Linked DNA regions of Mus musculus: region 2 is linked to region 1. Evidence: chromatin loops called from intact Hi-C (ENCODE). Cell type or tissue: left cerebral cortex. All regions are shown on one strand. Links, peaks and the distances in the headings refer to the core of each region. The heading gives the core; the rest is flanking DNA. Region 1 has its middle 140 kb from the start of Cst10. Region 2 has its middle 130 kb from the start of Gm14133.

Region 1 (2,929 bases), core at 197-2,696:
AGCTGTCTCTTGTGAGACTATGCCTGGGCCTAGCAAACACAGAAGTGGATGCTCACAGTCAGCTATTGGATGGATCACAGGGCCCCCAATGGAGGAGCTAGAGAAAGCACCCAAGGAGCTAAAGGGATCTGCAACCCTATAGGTGGAACAACATTATGAACTAACCAGTACCCTGGAGCTCTTGACTCTAGCTGCATATGTATCAAAAGATTGCCTAGTCGGCCATCACTGGAAAGAGAGGCCCATTGGTCATGCAAACTTTATATGCCCCAGTACAGGGGAATGCCAGGGCCAAAAAGTGGGAGTGGTTGGGTAGGAGGGTTGGGGAGAGGGTATGGGGGACTTTTGGGATAGCATTGGATATGTAAATGAGGAAAATACCTAATAAAAATATTAAAAATAGAAATAGAATATTCTAAAAAAATGTTTTATTTGTTGTTGAAGTTCATACATGAATACTGCATTTCTATTATTTGTACCCTTCTTCCTCCCCTCCAACTCCTCTTGTGTTCCATACTCACTCTGATATGTATGCTCATCTGACCCTTTGTATTTGTCTTTGCATGCACGTGTGTGTGTGTGTGTGTGTGTGTGTGTGTGTGTGTGTGTGTATGTGTGTATGTGTGTGTGAGAGAGAGAGAGAACTACCGAGTCAATTTAGTGTTGCTCAACGTGTTTTTGTGTGACCACTAGGATTATGTATGTAACCTACCAGGGACCTCATCCATGTAGAAAACTGACTTCCCCTCATTCAGCCACCATCAATAGACTGTAGTGATTCATTTAGTCTTGCGAGGATCTAAAGCAGTTCCTGGCATACATGAAAGAGAACACAAAGGGTCTCAATTAGTTTATGGTAAATAGATATAATTGAACCTTTCATTATGTTCTTCTATAAATGTATTCCATAAGATATGAAGAACTAAACATGTCTCTTCAGCTTTTTTATATGTAAATGTAGAAGACAGGTAGTACAATTTTACACTAGACTTTTAGATACAATGTTTTACAGGATACAAGTTCATAAAACCACAGCCAAGCTTCTTTATATTCTAAAGGAAATTTGGAAACACAGTTTGGGAAAAGATTTATTTATAGTTTGAACAAACTAACTGTGAATATATGTGTCAGGGTGGGGGGGTAGGTAGTAGGATGTCTACGTTCCCACCCACAAAGTCTGTGACCATCTTAAAATTTATAAAAATTTATGAGACAAAAGCTAAGAAAAGTTTCTCTCTTCAAAAATACTTTCTCTCCCAACACAGCTTCAGAACAGAATCACAGTCCAATATCTAATGTTTTTTAATTAAGTAATTTGAAGGTTGTCCCAGGGACAACCACGGGTATCTATTAAATTTGGAGTTCAGCATTCTTCATTACCTAGTTTTGTACATATGAAGGGAAGGGCATCCTAGGCTGTGCTCTGAAGGGAAGCAGAATTTTTATGTATCTGCTGAGAGATAATGAGGGCTATTGTTCTGTGTGAAATGTGCTGTAGAAGGATAGATAAGATTCATAAGATCCACATTTCCTTTGGCAAGCTATCAACTACCATCTGGAGTCTATGACACTCACATTAACTGTAGCTGGCTCTGTGGATACTTTGGCTGAAAAACCATGTGTTGCACGAGTGGCACTGCATGTTTAGATGCTAGGCCTTACAAAATTGGTGGCTTCGGTTCTCCATCTTTTTTTCAACACTTCTACAGGAACATTGAGTCTTCCTGTAGAAAACCTGACAATCCTTCTACTGAGACCTCTAGATGACTTGGTGGTGATGAAGTGACTATGTAACTCCAAGCTTTCAATCTCCACCTACCTGTACCAAGGTACCACCCATGTAAGCAGACATAGCTTTTAACCCCTTGAAGACAAAGCTGCTGAGAGTTGATCACCATCTACCAGCCACTAGCTTAGGTACTTTACATTGCTATGACAAAATACCTGAAAATACAACTTTAAGGAGCAATCATTCACAGCCTCCCAAAACACTGCCACAGGCTGGAGGCCAAGCATTCAATACCTGAGTCTGAGGGTTGGGGGGAGGGCTTTCATATTATACATGGTAAATAGTTGATAGATGAAGGGAGTAACTCATCTAGACCTAACCAGAATGTCTGACCCGAGATAAGGGGCTATAGAGAACTGTAATTTCATCTCCATACTTTGGAACTATTTATAAGAATCCAGTAGCAAAGATTCCCTGCCCTTTCCTTGGCGATGATCAATGGCTAGTACACATCCCTGAGAAGCACAACGTATTTCAGAGACCTTGTGCAAAAGTTAGCTCAGGAAATCCTCACAGAAGCTCTTGCTTGCTAGCTTTTCCCCCTCTGCTTGGCAAAAAAGAACAAGATACATCAAGAAATAATTAAAGTCACACTTCTAATTCTTAACTTCTTTTAATTGAGATCATCAAAGAGAAATAGATTTCATTACAAACACAGCAGGATGGCTTCATTCTCTGGAGTGCCTGCTTTATTCATTCAAATAGTTACATTTCACCCAGTGTTTTGTTGCAAGTAAGTGACTGACACTGGACTAGAGGAGAGAATAATTTAAAATGAAAAATAAAATCCAATACTTGGAGAATTACTCTATCAAGAGAGGGACACTAAAAATGAATCTTTAATGACTAATGTAAAAATTTAATACAGTGTATGTACCTCTGGAGAGGTGATGCATTTAATTAAAATCAGACGACCAAGGCAACATTGTTCGCTGTAGAGAAACACATCTTTCTAGGTGGAAATATATCTTTGCAGTAAGTTTCATTCTCCTTTTTTTATTTTTATTTTTTAAGGAATTTCTTCACTTGGATTTTAAATAAAATACCACTTTAAAATTTTACTATACCCCTGATCCTTTCATTGTCAGAAATGTGGAAAATCAGTGTGACAGAGAAAGAGATTCAGCTACAATTCTAGCA
Region 2 (2,929 bases), core at 146-2,645, 120 kb after region 1:
AGCCTCTTCCCACTCCACAGTATACTTTGAAAGTCCATTCATGACCAGGTGTGACAGTGTGATATATATTTATGATCACAGCAATTGGCAGGATAAGGGAGAAAGATCAGAAGTTCAAGGTCATTCTCAGTTACATATAGAGTTTACGACCAGCTTGGGCTGCCTGAAACCTTTGTCTTAAAATTGTTTTTAAATGGTCCATACGTGTAGCATGTGTCATAATTTCATTTTATTGTTTAATAAAAGGACAACTGTATTCGAATATTAACTTTGTATGTATATTCTATACTTTATTTCCAATTTTAACTGCTACAGATATTTTATGAGCATTCATGTATAATTTTTTCAACTTCTTTTTTTATTGGATACTTTATTTACATTTCAAATGTTATCCCCTTTCCCAGTTTACCCCCAGAAATCCCCTACCCCATGTCCCCACCCTCCTGCTTATATGAAGCTGTTCCCCCCCCCCTACTCATCCACACACTCCTGCCTCCCAGCCCTACACTCTCTTACACTGAGGCATCAAGCTTTCACAGGATCAAGGGCTTCTTCTCCTATTGATGCCAGACAAGGCCATCCTCTATTACATATGTGGCTGGAGCAATAAGTCCTTCCATATGTACTCTTTGGTTGTTTGTTTAGTCCCTGGGAACTCTAGGGAGTCTGTTTGGTTGGGTGTTTTGGTCCTTCTTAGAACGGGAATCAAAATACTCATGGAAGTAAATATGGACACAAAGTGTGGAGCAGAGACTGAAGGAAAGACCATCCATAGACTGTCCCATCTGGGAATCCATTCCATATACAGTCACCAAACACAGACACTATTGTGGATGTCAAGAAGTGCATGCTGAGAGGAGCCTGATATCACTGCCTCCTGAGAGGCTCTGCCAGAGCCTGACAAATACAGAGGCTGATGCTTACAGCCAACCATTGGACTGAGCACAGGGTCCCTAATGGAGGAGTTAGAGAAAGGACTTAAGGAGCTGAAGGGGTTTGCAACCCCATAGGAAAAACATGTATAATATTTTTATATGAACATAGACTTTCATTTTTGATATAGACTAAGTAGAATAGCAGACATCTGATCACTCTATGTCCAACCTTTTAAAGAATAACTACCCAAGTTCCCAAGGCAGTGGCAACCTTCTACCTTCCCACTCACCAAACAGTAGTTCTGTTGCACCCTTTTAATCCGCACCTATTTCTCATTATCTGTCCACTTCATGGTGGCCATCTTGCTGCTCTTAAGGAGTCTATCAGGTGGTTTTGATTGAGATTTGCTTAATGGATAACAATGAGAATCATTAAGTGCTCTTTTTGCCTTACTATATAATACTTTGCAGAATTGCCTTTTCACACCTTTGCCTACCTGGTTGACTTTATAGTGATGATTTATAAGAGTTTTTTAATGTATTACATTTATAAATCTTTCATCATATATATGACTTATCATATATAGCTTAATTTCCAGTGGGAAGTCCATTATCTTTCTAAAAATCTAAACTGACCTCTCCTGTGCTGACTGGGCAATGTATGTACATGTATGCATGGTAGAAATCTCTCTTTCATTTTGCTTATCTCTTGTCCCATTTATTTATGTGGAAGTCCAGGAAGGCAGTGAGTCAAGCCTGTGTGGGTGGTAGAGAACAGATGAATGTGTTAGGACAGAAGCTTGACACAAATTATGACTATTCCCATCCACAAGTCCCAGAGGACTTGATAAGTATATTGAAATTCCTCAAGCTCTACAATAGGAGAGCAAGGCTTTCTAGAATGAATAAAAGGGCCTCAGGGTTCAGCTTCCTGTTTACTTCTAGAGAAAAAAAAATATGTTGTATGATTTCTAGATAATTACCAGAAACCTCAGAAATAAAATAATGTTGTTAAATGAATTTATGTAGGTTGGCTTGGAATTAACAACCCTGCTGCCTCAATCTCCCACTTGCGAGGATTGCATAAATGCACCACTACACGTGGGACAATCAATGCATTGCTTGTAAGTGAAAGAAAGATGGTCCTTAATAAACAGAGACACATTTTTTTCTGTGTTGTGAATGCATCATTCAATAAAATTACTGACAAAGTGCAAACAACCTTTTATGGAGTACCTAGGAGCAGCACTACAAAACATTTCTGTTTGTGCAGTGAAGTAAATTTAGTGAATGGGACAGACTGTTGAGAAAAGATGGGTAGTATTTGGGAAATGATGAAAACTGAGGCTGTTGGGCAAAGAAGCAACTAACAAGAGATGTAAAGTCTAAATAAATATGAGAATAACCATAGCAATTCCAGTAGGAACTTTGAGAAGATTAGAAGATAGAACAGAATGGAAGAGAGGACAAGGGTGATTCTGCATGAAGCGGCAGAGTTCAGACCTCCTAAGAATGATACTTGAGTCCAAGAGAGGTATGGCTGAATCCACAGCTGAAGACTGTGGAGGGTTAATGGTGCCTCTGCCTCTCAGAAATTCTTGTAAAACCTACTTTATTAAAGTCAGTTGGTCATTGTTCTAACTGGCATTGTAGTCTATTCCAGCTGCTCTGCTGAGTATTTCAGAGAAATGTGTCTCTTAATATTCTTACAAGCCACATAAACAAGACAGCATTTAAGTTTCTATCTTAAAGGCAACTGGGCAACAGTAGCACCTAAAGTCAGATGGGTCTTATAGAGCTCTGCACTAATCCTTTCAGCCTTCTCTTATTCTTTGGAACAATTACTGTCTATCCATGTATCCACGTGCATACTGGAGATAGAGCTCCATCTGAATTCCATAAACAGGAACTCTAGTCTAGGAGTAAGACTATATGGTCGCTAACGATCTGCCTTTAAAGGAGCTGCTTAATTTCTGGAAGCCTTAGATACTTCTGTCAGAGGAAGATGAGAAAACATCTGACCTCACTGTGTCACCTTGGGGACTCACAGTGAC

The links. Peaks named below come from ENCODE experiments on the same cell type or tissue, not always from the same donor. Only the 100,000 strongest peaks of a DNase experiment are listed, where the experiment ranks them.
Region 2: a loop joins it to region 1, with 2.6 times the contacts of the local background. A loop is called at or near these places in 2 of 42 quality-filtered maps.

Annotation. Positions count from the first base shown.
Region 1 is chr2:149,544,338-149,547,266 of GRCm38, forward strand. No RefSeq gene overlaps it. Among named protein-coding and RNA genes, the nearest start is that of Cst10, 140 kb to the left of the region's middle. In left cerebral cortex, for the core only: no CTCF peak of the experiment used is centred there; DNase peaks (open chromatin) are centred at 1,193 and 1,570.
Region 2 is chr2:149,662,931-149,665,859 of GRCm38, forward strand. No RefSeq gene overlaps it. Among named protein-coding and RNA genes, the nearest start is that of Gm14133, 130 kb to the right of the region's middle. In left cerebral cortex, for the core only: no CTCF peak of the experiment used is centred there; a DNase peak (open chromatin) is centred at 1,636.